2 separate regions of the Homo sapiens genome follow, and region 2 is linked to region 1. A link is a loop called in an ENCODE intact Hi-C map of the cell type or tissue named here. Cell type or tissue: natural killer cell. All regions are shown on one strand. Links, peaks and the distances in the headings refer to the core of each region. The heading gives the core; the rest is flanking DNA. Region 1 holds the start of RAD1 (RAD1 checkpoint DNA exonuclease). Region 2 has its middle 160 kb from the start of RAI14-DT.

Region 1 (11,964 bases), core at 7,568-10,067:
GGTTAGGATGATGTGTTCAACTCACATGCCAGGTATCCAATATAAAATATGCAGAAAAGAGCTCAGTTTATGTCATATACTGTCTAAAATTTTGTTCTTGCTGTTCTCTTCCACCTCTTCATCTTTCTGCACTTATCGTGCCAAACTCCTGCTTCAAGATTTCTAGAGTCACCTCCTCTTTTCTCCTGAATGAGTCACTGTGTGACTCATCATCTAACCGCTGCCATTGAATGCCTTCTAGAGCAATTACATTTTGCTAGGTCTTAACCTTTGAGGTGCTTTGAGAGAGAAACTTCTAAGCTTTGAGAGAGAAACTTCTATTTTACTGTATCCTTTACAGCACTTTCTACAAATTAGGAACCCAAGTATCTCATGGATCTTCAAGTTATTCCCTTTCTATAAAGTTAAATATATAATGGCTTATTAGGAAATCCATACTCTGTATCAACTAACAGTCATGAATAGAAGTAGGTAGAGCTCACTTAAGATATAAGACAGTACATAGTTACTTGCAGCAATCTCTTTAGGGAAAAGGAAGCTATTTAAAACAAAAGAATTATTTGCATTTTTTGTGTATGCAAACCCTGTATATCCTTATCTAAAAGTTTAACTAAAAATTGACCAGGCACAGTGGCTCACAACTGCAATCCCACCTACTCAAGATGCTGAGGAGGAATGATTTGAGGCCAGGAGGTTCAAGGCCAACCTAGGCAACACTGCGACACTCTATCTCTAAAAAAAAAAATTAGGCCGGGTGTAGTGGCTCACGCCTGGAATCCCAGCACTTTGGGAGGCCAAGGCGGGCAGATGGCCTGAGGTCAGGAGTTTGAGACCAGCCTGGCCAACATGGCGAAACCCCGTCTCTACTAAAACTACAAAAATTAGCCAGGCGTGATGATGGGTGCTTGTAATCCCAGCTACTCAGGAGACTGAGGGAGCAGAAGCTTGAACCCGGGAGGTGGAGGTTGCAGTGAGCCAAGATTGTGCCACTGCAGTCCAGCCTGGGCAACAAGAGCGAGACTCTGTCTCAAAACATAAATAAATAAACTCAATTAAAAAAAAGGTATAATTAAAAATCAAGTAAAGCTTACCTGAAAGTTCCGAAACCATATCCTATTATCCAAAATGGTGAAAGTAAACACGTGGTCCACAAATGGTTGGCTTTTGGGATGATACCGTGGTGTACTAAAGATCTAGTTAAAAAAGTGTATGTTAGTTCCTTATTCCAAGATATATCATGTATATTTTGGATAGCTAATTTTAAAGATATTTACCTGAATTAAGAGTTCTTTTAACAAAGCATAATGTGGTAATTCATCAAAAGCCTATAAAAATAAGGTAAGCATATTATTTAACAGTAGACTGCCTTGTTTAAAACTGTTTGCTCATTTGTTTCTATAACTTGGCTATAACCTCATTATAAATGTACCTGAAAGAATTGATAATCCATAAAACCAAGGTGGGGGTGAAACTAAATTGAATAACACAACTATATCTACTAAAAACAACCATGCCAGATAAGAAAATTAGACCTCATACACTGAATGAGAAACTTACAGGGTCAAAAGACAAAAGGGGCCGAGAACCTTTCAAACAGTTTCCAGTCATCTTCAGTTCAGCGAGGGTATGAACTAGAAAAATTACAACAAAAACAAAAATAGTTGTAACTTTTGCACAACTATTTCAAAAGATTACTTTTAATTTCCTCATCTAAAAAAATTTATTGAGTCAACTTACTATTTTGAACAAGGAATTTAGCAGATGGTCCGTGAGGTGAATTTGAAAGCCTGAAAGATATGGAGTAAGCTTTTTCAACTAATTAGCAAATGTAGTCAATGCTTACCACCTATTCACCATAAATAATATGCTTATAATATTTATACATTTAATTTTCTTTAAAGGTATCAAGTTTCGTGAAATCAAAAGTTTGCTTCATTCTCAACCCTTAACATGAAACACTAGGAGTCTATAACATAAAAGGTACAAAGAACAAATCCACTTAAATGAGTTTAACCAAAATCTTAATACATTCTCTTACCACATATAGAGATCCTGTTTTTTCTTAGCTTCAAAATAGATGCATTTATTACAGTTCTTCATTTCACAAACCTAAAGGAAGCAAAGTATAGGAAAATGAAGTAGATAATATAAATGAGAACTAAAGTAATTATATGTGATTAATATCATCCAGATTATCTCAAAAATACCTAACCAGGCTAATAGGCTACAAAGGCCTAAACATGTATTTATTCACAGAAGGAACCTTTAAAGTTCCTCTTAGGTATTCTACCCAAGGTAAACTAGATGCTCTGCCCATATCTTGGGTGAAATTATCTATCATATTTTTGGGCCTAGCATCTAAAATGGTCTCACTTCTGATTACTGGAAACCTCCCTCCTTTTTTTTTTTTTTTTTTTTGCGATGCAGTTTCGCTCTTGTTGCCCAGGCTGGAGTGCAATGGCACGATCTCGGCTCGCCGCAACCTCCACCTCCCAGGTTCAAATGATTCTCCTGCTTCAGCCTCCGGAGTAGCCGGGATATTACAGGCCTGTGCCATCACACCCCGCTAATTTTGTATTTTTAGTAGAGATGGGGTTTCTCCATGTTGGTCTGGCTGGTCTTGAACTCCCAACCTCAGGTGATCTGCCTGCCTCAGCCTCCCAAAGTGGTGGGATTACAGGTGTGAGCCACCTCACCTGGCCAGGAACCTCTTCTGCCCATAGTCCCATTGACAAACTACAAAGACTAAAAATAGATGCCCTACGGATAAAGCATACCACAACTAATCTTCTTATGTTAATCCTTCATAATCAATCTTCTTAGCCAATCTTATGAAAATGCAGTACTTATAGAACTAAAAACATCCTTTTTAATGATTATTTTGATTTTTAACTTTTTAGCTTTTTGATTCTAAGATCACAAAACTTAAGTTGTTCTTCATTTATACTATCATTTCTGGTGATTTGGTTCTATAAAATCACTAAGGGATTGGGTGAAAAGCCTAAGTATATCAAACCTATTTCAAATTAAACTTCAATGTCTTGAAGGCTTACAAAAGTCACACTTGAGAAGACACAAAAACATTACAGGAGTGAAGGCTTGTATTACTGTAGTATTCATAAACTCTAATTAATATAGTACTCTTAAACTCCACATTATTTAAGACTTTAAACCTAACAACTTATGGCTGGATGAGGTGGCTCATGCCTATAACCCCAGCACTTTGGGAGGCCGAGGTAGGTGAATTGTCTGAGCAACCTGGCAAAGCTCCATCTCTACTAAAAATACAAAAAATTAGCTGGGCATACTGGCGTGTGCCTGTCGTCCCAGCTACTCGGGAGGCTGAGGCAGGAGAATTGCTTAAACCCAGGAAGCAGAGGCTGCAGTGAGCTGAGATCATACCACTTCACTCCAGCCTGGGTAACAGAGAGAGACTTTTGTCTCCAAAACCAGTTAAACAAATAAACAAACCCTAACAACTTAAAAAAAAAAAACAAAACTTTTGTTTCTTACTGGTCTTAGAATAAACACAAAAATAGGAAGTTTGTGCCACTTCTGGGCTTTTGTAGTTGCCATTTTCTCTAGCTAGATGGTCTTTTACCATATTTCTCCTTCACTACGTCTCTGCTCAAATATTAAACACCATCCCTTTGAACAGGTTTTTCCGGTGTAGCCTCAGCTGTCCAAAACCTATAACCTGCTTTATTTCTCCTGTCTTTACTTGAAATTATAAACCTTGTTTATGGCCTGTCTCCATTAGAATGTAAGTTCCATAATGACAGGGACATTGCTCTGTTGAACAGTTTCTACAGCACATAGAATAATGTGGTATTACAGCAGAGGTTCAAAAATTTGTGCTCTAAAGAAGGCTAATAGTGAAAAAATGATCCTAATTCTTCTAAGTTTTGAAAATTTTGCTTTAAAATGTAAATTTATGTTCTGTGCTTCCAGAGGTTAAAAAAAATACCTAAGTGTAGTATCTTAAACAATACTTTGAAAATGTAACCTATTCAGTTTGTAATACCTTAATAGCCAGTTCCACACAAATCACTTTTAATACTGGCAAAACACTTTTTACCATGTGGGTTTTATATATATATATGTTTAATGGACTTATTTTACTTTATATATGTTGACTGATAATTTTTTGAGTACCTACTATGGATTTAGCATAATACTAGACACTACAGGGTTAAAAAATGGGACATAATCCTTCTCCTGAGGAAATTTCAATATGCTTGTTCAGACAAAACAAACAGAAATGAATGAAGCACTAAACTGTGAGAGATAAAAATTTGGAAGACCAGTTATTGAAGAGTTAATAAAATGTGTCTGAATAGTTTTTACAAAATAATTTTTAAAGTCACTGAATGACTTAGTTTTGAAATAAGCCACTGTTAACATTTTAAAAATATTTTGTTGCAATTACTTTCCAAAATTACCTCGTTAATCACAAATAGCTTATCCTTACGATCCATTTTAGTATCTAGAAAAAGAAAAAAAAGAAAAAGCAAGTAAATTAAAGGTGATTTCAAAGTTATTTCAATCAAACCACATATGCTATCCAGAAAATAAAGTGTTTTTACACTCTTCAGTTTAAAGGAGATTTTATTACTAATTTTCAAAACAAGAGCTGGAAACAATCGCTCAAAAATCTTGACTCTTTGTAAATGTAAAGAAAATAAGTAAAATATAGTCTGTAAGAATTAGAAATTATAGTGTAAGCAGTGTTTCTCAATATTTAGGTATTCTAGGAATCCTTTTCAAAAATGGGAAAATTCTCACAAACCAAAGACTGTGTTAAAGGAAACCAGTTTCAATGAAAATATCTTTCACTTTTTAATCTTAGGTGTCAAAGAAAACTGACTTTATGCCCGTGTAACAAACCTGCACATATACTCCTTGAATCTAAAATAAGTTAAAATTTTAAAAATAAAAAACAAAAAACAAAAAAACCCCAAAGCACCTCTCAACATAAGCACAACAACAGCCATATGATGGCGCTGCCACTCCACTGTTCCAAACTTTTTTTTTTTTTTTTTTTTTTTTTTGAGACAGGGTCTTGCTCCTTGCCCAGGCTGAAATGTAGTGGCGCAATCACGGCTCATGACAGCCTTGAACTCCTGGGCTCAAGCCATCCTCCTGCTTGAGACTCCTGAGTAGCTGGGACTGCAGGCAAGTGACCCCCTCACTTGGCTAATTTACTTTACTTTTTTCATTTTTTTTTTTTTTTATTTTGTAGAGACAGGGTTTCACCATGTTGCCCAGGATGGTCTGGAACTCCTGGACTCAAGTGTTCCACCCACCTCGGCCTCCCAAAGTGCTGGGATTACAGGCATGAGCTACCATGCCCGGCCATACTGTTCTTGCCTGTAAAATAACCCACTGCTTAAAAATAAATAAATAACCTGGCATTTAGAAATAGGCTCTGACTCCAACTTAAAAAGTGCTTTGAATTCTATCCCAGGTCCATTTTTCAATAAAAACAGTTAAAAAAAAAAAAAAAAAGGCCCAAAAAGCAACATGTGGCAGTCCTTAGCACTTAGGACAAACCATCCCACCTATCTCAGGACCTTCAGAAGCATTACAGTGAAGGCATTCCTGGACCTTCAAGAAATGTTTCAATAATATTAGGACACCTGTTTTAAAAAGTAAAGAATCTACCTAATGAAATCTAAAGAATTTCTTACGAAATGTTAACTGGAAAAATTGTGGCACTTGAAAGGATAAAAGGCATTGTGTTTTTTTCGTGAGAACACTGAACAAATGAAGAATATATAAAATAAGTGAAAACATAAAAATAGGTAAGTTTATAGATAGAAATTTCTAAAGTATATGATATAAAGGCACCTGCTTTAGAATGAGGCATCAACATTCTCAAGTCCTGCATTAAATGTCTTGTTCTAAAATTTATTCCTCTGGAAGAAAAGATGAGAATCCGTTCCTTATTTTTCCACTTTCCCTAAAGAAAAAGAAAATGTTAAAAGATTTTAAAATCTTATACTGAACTGATCTTGTTTTGTGACAGGGTCTCACACTGTTGCCCAGGCTGAAGTGCTCACGGCTCACTGCAGTTTCAAGTTCCTGGGCTCAAGTAAGTGATCCTCCCACCCCAGCATCTACAGTAGCTGGAGACTACAGGCATGTGCCACCATGTCCAGCTAGTTTTTTTTTTTTTTTTTTTTGTAGAGATGGGAGTCTCCCTATGTTGCCCAGGCTGGTCTCCAACACCTGGGCTCAAGTGGCTTGGCCTCCCAAAGCGCTGGGATTATAGGTAAGAACCACCGCACCTGGCCCTGTTTGTTTTTTATGAGCTTCCAAGTAGCTCATAACCAAGTCAAACCATCCTGACTCCTTTAATTTCATCTCTCACCAACATTCACTGACCACATCTGCCACCCAGAAATGCCCTCCTTGGTTTCTTTGTTTTTCAACTTCAATCTCTCCAATTCCTCCTTCCAACCCTAAAAGTTCTTTCTTAGCCCTCTTATTTCTGTGCTCTCCATGACAGATGTCTCATAATAATTTCCCACAACTCTTAATCCTTTCTTATTCACACTGCACTTACTTAGAGTCTTATATTAACTGCAAAACTCCTAAATGGCTAACCTTCCCAGACATGAGCACCTCCAATAGATATGGTTGACTAGCTTTTTCAACAGTTTACTTTTTTTGTTTGTTTGTTTGAGATGGAGTCTCACTCTGTCACCCAGGCTGGAGTGCAGTGGCGCGATCTCGGCTCACTGCAACCTCCACCTCCCGGGTTCAAGCGATTCTCCTGCCTCAGACTCCCGAGTAGCTGGGATTACAGGTGCCCGCCACTGCACCTGGCTGATTTTTTTTTTTTTGTAGTGTTAGTAGAGACGGGGTTTCACCATCTTGGCCAGGCTGGTCTTGAACTCCTGACCTAGTGATCCACCCGCCTCGGCCTCCCAAAGTGCTGGGATTACAGGCGTGAGCCACCACGCTGGACCATTTTTAAAGTAATACTTCCATCACATCCTTACTTCCCAGAGTTTTCTAAACAAAGTTCAAATGACATAGCTTTGACACTGAATTTTAAAATAGATTTTCACGTCTACATCATTATTGCCCCAAATGAAGCCTAATGCAATCCAATCTGGCTCTATTTTTTACATTTTTCAGCATTTCCCTACTTCAAAGTCTTTCATCGGTTTTTTTTTCTCCCTTGGAGTGTTCCCTCTCATTTTTTGAATGTCAAAATTCTACACTTCCTCTGATATGCAGCTTACGGGCTAAATCCTTCATGATTCTTTATCTTATTATACTAGGGTAAAAATAATCTATATCTCCTGCACTTCCATAGAATGTATCGAAGTATGGCTCAGATTATAGATACTACCTAGCTCAAGGGAAGAGTGAGAACACTAACATTTACTGGAAGTGTACAAGTCCAGCTTATTTTTCATAAAAAGTAAATATTCCCTCCCCCTGCCCCCCAATCTGCAGGTCAGAAAAGAGCACAGAATGTTGCTGTTAATAACGGGGCTAGAATTTACACTTATCTTTCATTCCACAGAGCTCACTTCTTTCTTAGAGCTTGCCATCACACCACACGGGGTCATTTACTTATCACCTACTCCGCGCTAGAGTACTATGCTAAGTGCGGAGGACGCAAAAATTAATGTCAAAGATAATCCTTGTTCACAGTATTCTGTCTAGCTTAAGAAGAGTTCTTAGTTGAATGAAAGCTAATTCTAACAACTTGTGTGCACTTCTTTTGAATAAAAACCATCAACTTATTTGAATTCTTAAGTTTCCTCCTAAACTCCAACATTTCAGGAGGAAGAGGTCACATTCTAGTCATCTTTGCAATCTCAAACCCAAAGGAAGCCTAACTTGGTACAGTGCATGGCACATTCAATGTCTGTTGAATACAAGTAAAGCTCATACTACCTAGTCTATTTTTCAGTATCTCTTGAGTTAATGACCTGGTTAACAAGTCAGAGTCACAGTCCCAAGGGCAACAACTTTTTAAAGGCTCCCCTAACGTACTTCAGGATCCCTGACTGAGAGTGGCTGACTATGGCAGTATATGGGCATACTAATCACTGGAGAAATAATAGCGAGAAATAACCAAGGAAAAGCACTACTCTCCAAAAACATTAAAAAAAAAAAACAACTGAACAACTAGTAAGAAAGAACGCTGGATCTGAGCACCCTGTAAGTCGCTTCCCCGTGGGCCGGGTAAAGGTTTTAAAACCCGCCGCCTCCAGGAAGACGGCCACGTGCACAAGGATTAGCTGCAAACTCCGTGCCCAGTCTGGCCGGGAGAATTGCTAAAACCGACCTACCGTTAACACCCGGGCTACTCTGAAATTAAGCAAGGCTGTAGTCAAGTAAGTAACCCAAGAAAAGGCGCACAGAGCCGCCGCCGCAGGTGTAGCCCGGGGACATCCCCTCCTACCTTGCAAACGGGGCCTGGGATCCGGTCCCTCTCTTCTTCCTCCACCTCCTCTGCTGTGGCGTGCCGCTTAGCTGGCGGCTCCGCATCTATTTCGTTTCTTTTTGGCTTCTTCGCCTGAACTGCAAAGCCTCCACGCCGTTTCCTCTTGGTTGCCGCCATCTTGCCTCGCCGCCCGCGCTCTTGGCCTCCTTTCCGGCGCTGCCGCTCGCTCCTATTTCCGATCTCTATGGTTCGGCGGCTCTAAGCGCTCAGCTCCGCGGTCGTCCTCCAGGTCTGTGCCGCCTCCTTCCGGTCTCGGTGGCGCGGCACGCGCGGCTCTCTAGGCCTCCTTCAGCTCTGTGGTGACGGTGGCCGAGGTGGAGGGCCGGTCTGAAGAGTGGCGGGACTGGCTTCACTTCCTCCGCGGTTCCTCGGAGCCGCCTCGCTCCTCTTCAGGGACTTTGCTGAGAAGGGCTCTCGGGCGTCCAGACCCCACCGCAAAGGTAGGGTTTCCGCACTCGGGGACCCCGAGACTAGTAAGCGATGCTGTCCCGCGGGCGGGCTGGTGAATGGGGTTGTCTGGGACTCTTGGAGGATTATCTGGACACTCCGGGCCCGCCCCGCCATCGCCTGTTTTGTTGGAGGCGGGGCTGGTGGCGCGGGCTGCACAAAACCGACTCCCCGCGGATTTGTAGCTCCTGTTTGGCCGGGAGATACCGTGTCAGTTGCGTGTCTTCATTCTTCACAACTTTTCACGTTATTGTCCTCTTACGGAGACGAGGAAACCGTAGCTTAGATAATTTTCCTCCAGAATTACAAAGATAGTTAAGTGACATAGGTGGGGTTCGGCCTGGTCAGCCGTGTTCAGCCTCCCAGCCCCTTTCCACCTCTCAGCGCAGGTGGAGCTCGCCGGACCTCGCCAGCACTGATGGGAGTTTTACTGTCTAATCCCTTCAGGTGTTTGGCGATCCGCCGAGAAGTTGTTGGCCCCAGGAGCATCCCTCGGGGCCGAATGCGCAGTGGACGATGCCCCTTCTGACCCAACAGATCCAAGACGAGGATGATCAGTACAGCCTTGTGGCCAGCCTTGACAACGTTAGGAATCTCTCCACTATCTTGAAAGCTATTCATTTCCGAGAACATGCCACGTGTTTCGCAACTAAAAATGGTATCAAAGTAACAGTGGAAAATGCAAAGTGTGTGCAAGCAAATGCTTTTATTCAGGTATGGAAGTAGGCGCCTTTAAGCCTGTGCCATAGATACTCTAAATGTAATTTAATGAAATCGGAAGGTTTCAGTAGACAAAATAACTTAATAGTCATAATAACTTGTCAATAGTCATAATAAATAACTTAATAAATAAATAATAGTCTTAAGTTAGAGAACAAAACGTCATTACTTGAATTTTTTTTCTCTCCCGGTAACAAATTCTTTTCCCATCTTGTTTTACAGAGATAATGGTTAGTAATGACTAAAGTTTATTAAACTAGGCTATTGGCTAGGCTACAGTCTTCTTATTGTTTAACTTATTTAATCTTAACAATAGTCCTGTAAGGTAGGTTCTGTTATTATTCCCGTTTTATATATGTGGAAACGAGGCACAATTTTAAGTGATTTGCCAACAGTCCCACAGCTGGTAAGTGGCTGAATTGGGATAAGAACGCTGAATATTTGTTTCCAGAATATATGCTCTTTTTTCCACTGCGATATGCTATTACTAAAGAGTATTTTTTTCCTTTACTGGTTGTAATAGAATTTTTGTTCTTCCAAAGTAATATTTGTGTGGTTCAGATAGGATTGCAAGTTCAACTAAGCGTTTTTTAACACGTAAGTGCACAGCATGATCTCAGGGATAGAGAGGTAAATAAGACACGGTTCTTGTCCTCATGCAGGGGCATGGTATGGTGGCTCACACCTGTATTTCCAGCTGCTCAGGAGACCGAGGCTGAAGCACGAAGATCGCTTGAGCTCAGGCATTAAAGACCAGCCTGGGTAATCATAGTGAGACCCCCGTATCAATAAAAAATCATAATAAAAGTTGAAACTAATGTTGCTCATGCATTATCAAGTCATTCGTCTATTTTCCAAGTGACCTTAGCAGTAGTGATAGGCACAAAAACGAGACAAGGGAGAGTCACAGAGGGATAGTTTTAGATCCAGGAATGGAGATAAGGATGCTTCAAAGGATGTCTCTAAGATGTTTTGATTGCTAATCAGAAATTATTCTCATGGGATTAGCACAGTATTGTATTTTTTAAACGTATAAAGTGAAATCTAGGACCTTATATTATTAGTTTTTATTCTTTTATGTAACAATTTTCATTTTTACTCTTTTCATAGGCTGGAATATTTCAGGAGTTTAAAGTTCAGGAAGAGTCTGTTACTTTTCGAATTAATTTAACTGTCCTTTTAGACTGTTTATCTATTTTTGGATCAAGTCCTATGCCAGGTAAACTATGATCAGTATAAAGACATAAAAGTGTTATACATAGTGGTCAGAAAAATACAGGAAGTTATTTGGAACATAAACATTGGTTCAGAAAGCTAATGCCAATTCATTTTTCAGTGGCCACAGTCATGGGTTCTAACATTTCACAATGTTAATTGCAAGTGTGTTTATAATTCTTTTCATATTTGTAAAAGTATTTGCATTTTTTTTTTAATTTACAAGGCTTTGAGGGATTGTAAATTCGAACTGGCCAAAAGAATACTTTGGACATGTCTTAAATATTTTTAGCATTGTGAAATGTTTTAATTGCTTCTTTTTCCTAACTTGTCCAGAATTACTCCGCTAGTTAGTGGCAGAGAAAAACAAAAGCCAGTTCTGACTCCTAGTTTACTATGTTCAAAATTTGTTTCTTTTAAGCCATATTTTATAAGTTATGTCTATTTTGCCAAATGATTTTGTGGTGTTTTTGAGACAGAGTTTCTCTCTTGTTGCCCAAGCTGCAGTACAATGGCACAGTCTCAGCTCACTGCAACCTCTGCCTCCCGGGTTCAAGTGATTCTTCTGCCTCAGCCTCCCGAGTAGCTGGGATTACAGGCACGTGCCACCACGCCCGGCTAATTTTTTGTATTTTTAGTAGAGATGGGGTTTCACCATATTAGCCAGGCTGGTCTCAAACTCCTGACCTCAGGTGATCTGCCCGCCTCAGTCTCTCTAAGTTCTGGGATTACAGGCATAAGCCACCGCAACCGGTTGCCGAATGATTTTCTTTAAAATATATATTTTTTTATTTGTTAAGGGAATTTTTAAGAATGGTGAAATTGAATTGCTGTGGGTATAAAACTAAGGAATCCCCAGAAGAATGATTTTATTTCATAGGAAAGCAACCTGGAGATTAGCTAGGAAAAATTCAATATAGTTCTCCAGAAAAATGTATTTTACGTTTCCACAGACAATTCCACTATTATTAATTATACATTTTCTAATACAGTGTTCTCCAGCTAGTTTTTCACAGAAGCATCTGTCATCTTCCATTCCTCACTGTGGCTCTCAATCCAGTAAGGAGAAGGAGTTTGAATATCCTGTCATATTCCTCCTTCCCTCTAGTGGT
Region 2 (11,964 bases), core at 4,295-6,794, 420 kb after region 1:
CAGAAGCCGAGAGGAAGTCAGTTGGCAAAGCAGAAGCCCAGCCCCAGCATTATACAGCAGAGAACAGTTGAGTGGGTGTGAAGGTGAGAAGCAGTAACTCAGTCACTGGCACCATGACGGTCCTTGGGTTAGGGGCAGTGGGTAGCCCTAATCACCCATGCTGGATTCCTTCCGTTTCCCTCTTTGGATTTACTCTCCACCCTTCCCACCTTCGCAGTGTCCCCAGCTGTTGTCTGTGTGATGCACAACAGGCTGCCTCGCACTCTAGCTTCTGGCTGTGAGCATGGCTAAGAGGTGGAGAGAAGGAGGGGAGTGAGGATGGGACACACACTGACCTGATTCCCAGCGATGGGTCTGCTGTGTTTTTCCTTGGAGCTCCTCCTTTCTTCCTCTTAAGACCACGGGGTGGCAACACGGTTTTGCTGCTTTTAGTCCCAGCACACGGCACCATTTTCTGTGGGTTCCCAACAGCCAGTTCCCATCTCTGTAATTTGTTTCTTTATTAGACTCTCCTCACATCCTCCTAATTTCAGAGTGCCACTGTTTTTCTGGGACCCTGACTGATAGGCAGTCTAAGCTTGAGATGAAAAGAAGTGGACACAATTACAGGGAACCAGAGAGGAGACAGCCAAAGGGGAGAAAGCCACCTAAGGGAGCAATGGCCTTCTGTAGAGGCACTGCCAATTGGGTGTCTCAGTGGGGAGGCAGATGGTTCATGCAGATGGTGGAAATAATTAACCCAACATCTTTCTCCCCTCTTCCAGTTCCTGACTTCCTCTGACCGCTCTCCACTGGCCAAACCCAATGAGAAGACAGAATTGAGGCTGTCGGTAGTGTGTCCTCAGAGATCAACCACCTTGGTCAGACAGGAGGTTGAAGAAGGCTGGAAAGCAAAACTGGAGGGTGAACAGAAAAGTTCCAGCAATCGGGACACTGGGGGCATTTGACACACAGGTCAGATAATATACAACCACCCTACTCTATGCAAAAAATTTATTTTCAATACTATTCAGAAATAATTACTTTGATCTTGATTTAATCCTTAGCTTTAAACCAATTCACAACCTAGAAAGAATGCATTGGCCGGGCATGGTGGCTCACGCCTGTAATCCCAGCACTGTGGGAGGCCGAGGTGGGCGGATCACCTGAGGTCGGGAGTTGGAGACCAGACTGACCAACATGGAGAAACCCTGTCTCTACTAAAAATACAAAATTAGCCGGGTATGGGGGCACATGCTGGTAATCCCAGCTACTCAGGAGGCTGAGGCAGGAGAATCACTTGAACCCGGGAGGCAGATGTTGCAGTGAGCTGAGATCGTGCCATTGCACTCCAGCCTGGGCAACAAGAGTGAAACTCTGTCTCAAAAAAAAAATGCATTTAAATGTACAGGTATTATTCAAATTCAGTAAAACATAACATGAATGAATTTAATTTTGCACTTATTAAAGAAAAAGATTGCACATCACAGCTCTAGACTTAAGTTAAAAACTCCACTGGGCATGTGCAATGACAGAACTGAAATAACTCAAGGTATGTTTCTTCCTCTTTACAAACTTGGCACTGTCATAGTCTATTTTGAGTTTATTGTTTAAATGTACACATGTGCCATACCATAGGGTTTTGGAGAAATGAGCTATATCCCAAGAGAGTTTCAACAGTTCGAAGCTGTTGAAGACTTACACTTGAAACAAATATGTGTAGCTGAGTCTGTGTGTAGCTGTATTTGGACTAAATGCTAACTGGATGTTCTCTGAATTAACTTCCATGTGGCATACGGTGTTTCTTAAAATATAAGATATGAAGAGCAGGCTATTTAAAGCTTGCATACACATTATTAAAATTCAACATTAACTGCCACAATAGTTTGAAACTTAGACCAACAAAAGGTTGCTTTACTGATATCGTTTAGATTTGCCAGTGCTTGGTGTTAATAAAAGCAGATCAATTTGGTGTGGGTTTCATTATTGCTTTTAAAGTCTCTCTGGGTCATGCCTGCACTGGGGTGGACTGCTCCCCTGCCCGCCCGTGGCCCACTGCTTCATTGAGCCCATCTTTTGGGTGTTTTCTGTCATAACTTCTGCTTGCTCAATTTTCTGCTTACTCATAACTTCGCCTCTCACAAGATCTTGTGAGCTGCTCTCACCAGTCCTTACCTTCCTACTTTGGGTCCCATTGTCTCCTTTCTTAATCTCCCAGAATGACGTAATTCAAATCCCTGCAAGAGAGACTTTTATTTGGCCAGCACATCTTTTGGAGCAGACAATATCACTGGCTTTCAGCTAGACGGTGCATTGACCCTATTGGCTCTGGTAACCAGAGGAGGATGGGTTCACTGACCCAAATCATGCCTGTCCAGAAGGGGCTCTGTGCAACACAGTTTCCGGGATTGGTGAGTGTAATGCCCGGAAAGTTTGAACATGCATAGAAATCCCTAAGGCAAACAAGAATTTATTTGTAATATAGTAGATAGAGCGCTGGATGTGGAGTCAGGTGTACCTGGTCTTAAATCCGCTCTGTGATGTTTTTGCAAGTCTGATATTTCCTCATCCTTAGTTTGCTTGTAGCGAAATAGGTGTTTTGGCTGGACGTGGTGGCTCATGCCTGTAATCCCAGCACTTTGGGAGGCTGGGGCGGGTGGATCACCTGAAGTCAGGAGTTCGAGACCAGCCTGACCAACATGGTGAAACCCCGTCTCTACTAAAAATGTGAAAATTAGCCGGGCGTGGTGGTGCACTCCTGTAATCTCAGCTACTCAGGAGGCTGCGGCAGGAGAATCACCTGAACCTGGGAGGTGGAGGTTGCCGTGAGCCAAGATCGTGCCATTGCACTCCAGCCTGGGAAACAAGAGTGAAACTCTGTCTTGGAAAAATAAAAAATAAATAAATAAATAAAAACAGATGCTTCATTTAGGTAGAGAATGCAAGCCCTAAAACTTAAAAATGCTGAAACGAAGTCATAGCAAGAAGTCTAGCTGTGGGTGGCTGCCGGCATTGGTTCAGGGTCAGCTTCTCAGAGCATCTCTTGGCCTTTCTCCTATACTTGTCCCACCACAGTTGCATGATGGCTTTTACAGCTGTAGACATCCTGTCCTTCTCCAGATAGGAAGAAAGGGGAGGTGGTGATGAGCCCATGGACCCAAGTTTATGCCTATTAGGAAAAGCGAAGGGCTCCCCAGACTCCCAGCAGATTTGCACTGATGTCTCTTCTGCCAAGGCAGTGTACAAGGCCACCCCTGGCTACAGGGCAGGCTAGGACAGGGGTATTTGTGTGGGGCTAGACATAGGTTTCCCAGAACAAAACTGAGATTATACCAGCAGAAACACAGGAGAGGGGACAGGCATTAGGAAGGTGGGTGGGATATCGCAAAGGGGTTAAATCTATCTGATCTGTTTCCTTCCAGGGTGGTTGTGAGGATTAGACATTTGTGAAATGTGCTATGGGGTTGTATTAGTCCATTCTCACACTGCTATAAAAAGCTGCCTGAGACTGAGTCATTTATAAACAAAAGAGGGTTAATTGACTCATAGCTCTGCATGGCTGGGGAGGTTTCAGAAAACTTACAATCATGGTGGAAGGCAAAGGGGAAGCAAGTACTTTCTTCACAAGGCAGCAGGAGAGACAGGAAGTACCACACTTTAAAACCACCAGCTCTGGTGAGAACTCACTCACTATCACGAGACCAGCATGGGGAAAATCACCCCCATGATCCAATCACTTCCCACCAGGTCCCTCCGTCAACATATGGGGATTACAATTTGAGATGAGATTTCGGTGGGGAAGCAGAGCCACATCATATCAGGGGCCCTTCTCAAAATGAAAACATGAAGCTCCCCTACTTGATCATTCTATTTCCTATGGCTGTTTTCCTAAAGATCGGCCCTTTTTTCCACTTTACTTTGAGAACCACCAAACAAAATTGAGTCTGGCCTGACACTGCGTACCCTTTTCCCTTGCAACCTCATCTCTTCATGTGCCCTTTGCCCTCTGATGACTCTAACCTCTTTCGAAGGTCCTTGAATTCACTAAGATTTGTTTACTCAAGGGCCTTTACTTTTGCAATTTTCCCTGCTTGGAGCAATCTTCCTCCTTTCTGTTCCTTCTGCAGAGAAGTCTACCCTGACTCTCAACCAATGTGAAAAATCCCCTTGCTCTTTCCTGGCTTTCTTTCAGAGTGCCGAGCACAGTCTTCATTTCTGGATAGTCTATTGATTAGCATTTATCTGCTTGAAAGGCAGCCTAACTGTAGCATTTGAGGGCCTGAGTGCTGGAGCTAGACTACCTGGATTTAAGCGCTTCCCAGCTGTGTGATCCCGGGAAAGTTATTTTAATGTCTGGTGCCTCAGTTTCCTCATCTGTAAAAATAGAGATATTAATATCACCTACTTCATAGGGTTGTGGAGGGGATTAACTGTTTATATTTGTAAAGTGCTTAGAGCAGTGCTCTGTGCATAGCAGAGATTATGCGAGTATTACATAAATAAAAGAAATAATACCTGTTTCCTCCACGATACTGTGTGATCTATAAAGAGGAGAACTGTATCTGTTCTTTCACTGTAGTGGTTAGCACAGTGCCAGGCCATGTTATTGTTGTTGTTGCTGTTGTTTTACATCCAGCGAGTATTAAATATTTGCCAAATAAATGAATAAAGAAATAAATAACTGAGTGATGTTCTAAATTGGAGTGGGAGTAGAACAACGTTGCAACATCTCAGGGTTTCAGAAAATATTATTTAAGAAGTAGAAGGCTGGGTGCAGTGGCTCATGCCTGTAATCGCAGCACTTTGAGAGGCCGAGGTGGGTGGATCACCTGAGGTCAGGAGTTCGAAATCAGCCTGGCCAACATGGCAAAACTCTGTCTCTACTAAAAATTCAAAAATTAGCTGGACATTGTGGCACATGCCTGTAATCCCAGCTACTCAGGAGGCTGAGGCAGGAGAATCACTTGAACCCGGGAGACAGAGGTTGCAGTGAGCTGAGATCGCGCCATTGCACTCCAGCCTGGGCAACAAGAGCAAAACTCTGTTTCAAAAAAAAAAAAAAAAAGAAGTAGAAGTTTCTAGCTCCATTGGGAGTTGAATTCCTGCCTGTGGGGTTTGTTGGAACTGAATCTTCCATGACAAAGTGTGGGACTGGTGTGGACCATCAGTAGAATCATTGCTTCCCCGCTTCTCCTTGCTTCCCCGCTTACAGTAATTGCCTCCTCTTGGAGAACTGCTAGGTCTCAGACCACCTAGGAAGTGGAATTGAGACCCTGTGAGACCGATGCACAGGCTCCCACCCATGTGGAAAGCTGCAGCCCTGATTAGGTGTTTGGCTGGCTGACCCCACCACCCTTGGGACCGCGGTTTCCCTGAGTAGCTTGAGCTCTGGCCCTGGTCACGACTCAGGGTTGTTCTGACCCTCTCAGAAGAGAATTTTCCAAAACCCCAAACAACGACAGCTTTATGGGCCAGCTGCACTCTGTTCCCTTTGAGAGGCAACCAGAGCTCTTAAATCACATGAAAAACACATCCAAGTTGTGCTGTGGGGACTCACATCAGGCAACTGGCTGCTCTACTCAATTCTTGTCCAACACTAGGTCTCCAAGGAGCCATTTGAAGCCCAGTCAAATAGACCTCGATCACCCTGGCTGGCTGCCAGAGCCTGATGGTCCTCTGCCTTCAGAGCCTCTGCAGCGTGAGCGCTGGACAATTTCCTGTGGCCCATGGTCTCCCCAGCCAGGTTAACGTTCAGCCTCCCTGTCTTCTGGATCCCACCTTGTTTTTCTGTTTTGTTTGCTGAACGGCCTCAGGGTTTCCCCTTTCCTGCTCCAGCCCATCTGGAAGTCTCTTTATTAACAGTTTATTTGCAAGCTCATGGTGGTCTATGAACTTGTCTGAAATTTCCTGGAAAAGAAACAACTGCTTGAGTCCCAGGGGAACCTTCTGTCAGTCTCTCCTCAGACAATTCTGAGTGGCTATTCATGTGGTATGTGGCTACTCCTCCCCTTTCACCCACCCCCACACACCTTGAAAACAGCCTCCAGCTCCAATAAAAACATTTCAGAAGTCCTGACAGAGAGCAAAGACTGCGTTCTACTCCTAAAAGAGTGTAGCCTGCAATGGTACCGAGTATGTGGGGGATGCCACCTTCTAGGTGGGCTCTTCAAGGATAGTTTGAGGAGAAATCCTAGGCGAGCCTTTTAGAAGCTATTACTTGCCGTTTGTTGGCTTGTGAGCGAGAATTTCTAGCCCCGCCGAGGTTTGGTTGTGAGAACCAAGCCGTGAGCTGGGGAGGAGGGGAAGGGACCGATGCTGAAGATCTGCTTCCTATTTCTCCTATTCCTCCCTGCCTTCCTATTTCTGCCCACTAGGATGAGCGGTCACTCCGAGCTCTTCCTCTGAGGGCACTCCAGAGCCTGGCAGCCAGCTCCCGAGATTCCCTCCCTATGCAGCTTCTTCAGTCAATCACCTCTCGGTCCTTGGCAGCAGCATCCACTTCCCACAGGAGGCCCCGTCCTGAAAGAGAGGGAGCCAGGCTTGGCTTCTGCCCCCGTGGTAGGCCTTGGGTAGCAACACACTTGCTAACACCCCCACTTTCAGGCAAATCCCATGTAACTACTCAACAGACCTTGCATTTTCTTAAGGCGAAAGGTACGAAACACAACTTAAAATGCTGATGGCTTTTGACTAGGAACAGAACTCAGAAATGACCAGTTTGCAGGTGTTCAGGTTTTCTTAAGCCACAGTAACCTGCCCTCCAGTGAAATCTTACTGAGAAGCCCATGGGGGTGCCCGAGAAGTGGGGAAGGGTCCAGGCCCCACAGACTCGCTCCCTGATCCTCTTGGTAGTTCCTGAGGTTCTCATGCCAAATGCCTAATATTCTCTAGAGCCCACTTTGAAAGTCACTCGTTTCCATGGAGCAAAGTGTAACTAACTTGAGAACCCAAAGGACTCGCCCAAGGTAGGTGTTACTTGGAGACCTGGGCACAACTGGACCCCAGGTCTCTTAAAATCAGGTTTATGCACTTAGAGAAATTCTGCTAAATGTTTTTTCTCTCTGTCTCTCAATACACACACACACACACACACACACACACACACACACACACACACACACACGGAGTCTTACTCTGTTGCCCAGGCTGCAGTGCAGTGGTGCAATCTTGGCTCACTGCAGCCTCCTCTTCCTGGGCAATCCTCCCACCTCAGCCTTCCACATAGCTGGGACTACAAGTGTGAGCCACTATGCTGGGCTAATTTTTGTATTTTTTGTAGACACAGTGTTTCGCCATGTTGCCCAGGCTGGTCTCGAAATCTTGGGCTCAAGTGACCCACTCACCTCAGCCTCCCAAGGTGATAGAATTATAGGTGTGAGCCACCACACCTGGCCTTAATGTGCAATTTATTAACCACATTTGGTTTAGAGTTGGTCCTATGGTGAAACGGTTCAATGCTCATCCCTCTTCTGTTTTCATTAGTTTAAGTAATTGTTCTTGGTCGGCATATTAGCCAGCCAGGGCTGCCAGAACAAAGTACCAAAGGTTGTGTGGCTTAAACAACAGGAATTTATTTTCTGACAATTCTGGAAGCTAGAAACTCAAGATCAAAGTCAGTGGGGTTGGTTCCTTCTGAGGACTGCCTCATTGATAGATGGCCGTGGTTTTCTCTCTGTAATTGTCTGTGTTTAACTTCCCTCCTCTTATAAGGACATCAGTCATATTGGAATAGGACCCTTCCATATGACCTCTTTTTATCTTAATTACCTCTTTGAAGTCTCTATGTCCAGATATATCACATTCAGAGGTACCAGCGTTTAGGACTTGAACACATGAATTTGGAGGGGGTGAGACCCAGTTCAGCCCATGACTAAACCTCACCTTTTCTTCCCCTAGTGATTAATTCAAAGAGAGCATATGGAAACTATATTCCCTGAATTCTTGTACATTCAAAAACATCGTACTATAGCTTTCTTTTTAGGTTACTTTTTTCTCTTGAAACCTGGAAGGCATTGTGCTATTGACTTCTAGTCTTGTAGGTTGTTATGGGGAAAGTCTGAGGCCAGCAAAATGTTTTTCCAGCTCCAACTGCGGGACACATGAAGGAGGTCACATCCAGAGACACTCAAAGAAGAGGAGGACTACAGCCTCATGAATGACCCTGAGGGAGACCACCCAAAGAACTGTCTGACTGAACACAGCCCAAACTGCTTACCCACAGGGTCTTTAGCCAGTAAAATAGTTGTTTTGAGCCACTATGTTGTGGGGATGGTTTGTTACACAGCAATTGATAACTGACACACAGAGCTAGCAGGAATTCTCCCTGGATCACTGTGCTGTTTCTTATGACTTGGGGTTGTTTGGGTGGGTGAATAGTTTAGCCTGTGTTTCTCTCCAGATAATTGACAGCAGCTGCAGAGTTACTCATAATGCAGTGTGGAAACGCTTGCTTCCTCCTGTCTCCCAGATAGACTGCTTCCTGTGCATATGTGAATCTGAATCTGAGTGAATCCTCTCTCAGCACCACATTCTCAACTTCTCACAGGGGCTAAACTTGGCTCCTACTCTCTGGTGTCCCCCACCTCTCTCAGCTCCTCCCTGCCTTCCTGTTTGACTTGCAGTGGGTTTGGCATTCTTTCATCAGATATCGCAGTTGGGGTTGCAAATATTACATAGGTTTATCACACATAGGGCTGCATTTCTGTTTCTTGATTTTTTTGGGGGGGATAGGAGGGTGTGAAAAAGAGGCACTTCTAGGTTTGCTGTGACATTAAAAAATATTAGGATAAAAAAATTTTAAAAATATTAATCTGTTCAGGCTGCTGTAACAAAATACCATAACCTAGGTGGCTTATAAACAATAGAAATTCAGTTCTGATGGTTCTGGATGCTGAGAAGTTCAAGACCAAGTTTCCAGCAGGGTCCGTGTCTGCTGAGCACTAGCTCTCTGGTTCAGAGATGAACTTTTCACTGTGTCCTCATGCTGTGGAAGAGGTGAATAAGCTCATTTGGACCTCTTTTATAAGGGCACTAATCCCATTCATGAGGGATCCATCCTTTTGACTCAATCACCTCCTAAAGGCCCCACTTCTTTTAACTGCCATATTGGGGATTAGATCTCAAAATATGAATTTTGGGGAGACACTAACGTTTGAACCATAGCAGCGGCCAACATAAGATTGTCAATTTTTTAATATAAGAAGATTTAAAAAGAGCAGCTGTGGCCAAACAAAAATATGACAAAAAGCTCATCATCACTGGTCATTAGAGGAATGCAAATCAAAACCACAATGAGATACCATCTCATGCCAGTTAGAATGGTGATCATTAAAAACTCAGGAAACAAGAGATGCTGTAGAGGATGTGGAGAAATAGGAAACTTTTACACTGTTGGGAGTGTAAATTAGTTCAAGCATTGTGGAAGACAGTGTGGCGATTCCTCAAGGATCTAGAACCAGAAATACCATTTGACCCAGCGATCCCAATACTGGGTATATACCCAAAGGATTATAAATCATTCTACTACAAAGACACATGCACATGTATGTTTACTGCTGCACTATTCACAATAACAAAGACTTGGAACCAACCCAAATGCCCATCAATGATAGACTAGATAAAGAAAATGTGGCACATATACACCATGGAATACTATGCAACCATTAAAAAGGATGAGTTCATGTCCTTTGCAGGGACATGGATGAAGCTAGAAAGCCTCATTCTCAGCAAACTAACACAAGAACAGAAAACTAAACACTGCACGTTCTCACTCACAATTGGAAGTTGAGCAATGAGAACACATGAACACAGGGAGGGGAATATCACACACTGGGGCCTGTCAGGGGGTGGGGGACTAGGGGAGGGACAGCATTAGGACAAATACCTAACATAGGTGATGGGTTGATGGGTGCAGCAAACCACCATGGCACGTGTATACCTATGTAACAAACCTGCGCATTCTGCACATGTATGCCAGAACTTAAAGTAAAATTAAAAAAAGAGCAGCTATTTTTCATTATCATCACCCTTTCAGAAAAGAAATCCATTATAATACCTTATAATTACAAGTCTATAAACTCAGAAAAAAGGATAATCCTTCTTAAGAGAGAATTAAGATATAATGTACTTTAATATTTGTGTTTATGGGAAATACTAATGGATGGAGACGCAGAAAACTTGCAATTTAAAATTAGATTTCACTGAGTGCAGTGGCTTAGGCCTGTAATCCCAGCACTTTGGGAGGCTTAGGTAGGAGGATCCCTTTAGCCTAGAAGATTAAGACCAGTCTGGGCAACAAAGGGAGACCCCATCTCTCTTAAAAAAAAAAAAAAAAATCACAAGGTCAGGAGATCGAGACCATCCTGGCTAACACGGCGAAACCCTGTCTCTACTATAAATACAAAAAAAAAAAAATTAGCCGGGCGAGGTGGCGGGTGCCCGTAGTCCCAGCTACTGGGGAGGCCGAGGCAGGAGAATGGCGTGAACCCGGGGGGCGGAGCCTGCAGTGAGCCGAGATCGCGCCACTGCACTCCAGCCTAGGCGACAGAGACAGACTCGGTCGCAAAAAAAAAAAAAAAAAGTAGAGCCAGGCACAGTGGTGTGTGCCTGTAGTCCCAGCTACTCAAAAGGCTGAGGTGGGAGGATTGCTTTAGCCCAGGAGTTCGAGGTTGCAGTCAGCTATGATCACGCCATTGCACTGCAGCCTGGGTGACAGAGCAAGACCCTGTCTCAGAAAAAAAAAAAAAAAAAAGATTTTACCCAATTTCCCTTTGACTAGTCTGTCATGAAAGTGAGACTACAAACTGTAAAAGAACGTTAATCTTCATGTTTAGGAAGAAACTCATCTCTCTCCTTTCCCGCACAAAGTCATTTTTAAATTATCTTAAGGTAGCGATGATTTTGATGCTCCATCAGGTTCCACTCTTTTTGATAAAATAGTTAACCGTAATAATCTCCTCTGGCTCAAGCCGTTTCTGACTTTAGGCCCTGTAAGCGCTCTGGACAAGCTCTATTGTTTATATGGAGCAGCAAATGGGTTGGAGGGTATTTTGAAGTTAGAGCAAGCATTTGGCTGCAGAACTAAGGTCACCAGCACTCCACCATCTTTATTTGTCCCCCATTTACCCCGTCGCTGCCTGGCCCTGTCTGCAGACTGTGGTTTCCGGGACACATGGGCTAAGCCTGGCAGCACAGGGCCGCAGATTCTCAAAGCTTTACCTCTGGATTCAGTCACTAGAAAGCTGTGCAGATGGTGTCACATCTCTCTCGAGCACTTAGTGGCTCTGGAGTAAATATTTGTGGGATAATAAATGAACAGTTTACTGCAGGACTCGCTGAAGTCTGCCTAGGGCCACATCTTGAGACAGGCTGCCTGCTCCCGCTGTCCCTGCCATCCCCCCAGCGTCTGGCTCACCCACGGTCTATTCTGCATGTCTGCTGCATGCATTCAGCTTAGAAAAAGCCGACTCCCAGAGGGCAGACACTAATATGAGTGCAATTGAGGATACTTTTTTCTTCTTTTCAGAGAAAATGAATGAGGAGTCATTCAGAAGCCTAAGGAGAAGATCTAGGAGGAGCTGATAGAAGAACAGCCAGTGCTGCTGAGGACTGGCTACTGTGAAGGTTGTGCAGTTTGGTGGGAGCCCTGGGGAACTCCCTTCTATCCTGTGTGTGATTGAAACCCTCACCCCACAATAAACACACACACAAACACACACACAGACACACACACATACAAATCCAGAGAAATGCAAAGCCTGCTCTTGCTGGGTGGGCCTCATGGCTGCTCCTCTGATCAATGGCCCACCAGAAAGGGACAAATAGACTAAAAACAAAGTTTGTGTCTAAGAACACAAAAGTGGTTTCTCCAATGGGAAAATAGGCCCGGGCTCTGTGGAGCTCCTCCAGAAAGCCCAGCATAGGGCCCAGGAGGGGCCAACCCCCCCCCACCACAGCCACCACCGCCCCCCCGCCCCCGCCAACACC

The links. A loop is a pair of places that touch in the nucleus more often than their neighbours do. Peaks named below come from ENCODE experiments on the same cell type or tissue, not always from the same donor. Only the 100,000 strongest peaks of a DNase experiment are listed, where the experiment ranks them.
Region 2: it touches region 1 in a loop (2.6-fold over the local background); 6 of 110 quality-filtered maps call a loop at or near these places.

What each region holds. Positions count from the first base shown.
Region 1 is chr5:34,912,362-34,924,325 of GRCh38, reverse strand. It overlaps RAD1 (RAD1 checkpoint DNA exonuclease), which reads left to right and starts at 8,822. Exons shown (of 6, transcript NM_002853.4): 1 at 8,822-8,910; 2 at 9,365-9,631; 3 at 10,748-10,856. The coding sequence starts at 9,434. BRIX1 (biogenesis of ribosomes BRX1) reads right to left here and starts at 8,615. Exons shown (of 10, transcript NM_018321.4): 1 at 8,429-8,615; 2 at 5,851-5,962; 3 at 4,443-4,486; 4 at 2,039-2,109; 5 at 1,738-1,787; 6 at 1,558-1,631; 7 at 1,275-1,325; 8 at 1,092-1,193. The coding sequence starts at 8,587. It also overlaps a transcript of TTC23L not described here. RefSeq lists enhancers at 414-1,613, 8,027-8,632, 8,207-9,106, 9,127-9,186, 8,633-9,238. In natural killer cell, for the core only: no CTCF peak of the experiment used is centred there; a DNase peak (open chromatin) is centred at 8,675; H3K4me3 peaks cover 1,927 bases; H3K27ac peaks cover 1,585 bases.
Region 2 is chr5:34,490,838-34,502,801 of GRCh38, reverse strand. No RefSeq gene overlaps it. Among named protein-coding and RNA genes, the nearest start is that of RAI14-DT, 160 kb to the left of the region's middle. RefSeq lists enhancers at 1-797, 2,974-3,043, 3,494-3,643, 11,313-11,888. In natural killer cell, for the core only: no CTCF peak of the experiment used is centred there; no DNase peak of the experiment used is centred there; H3K27ac peaks cover 1,618 bases.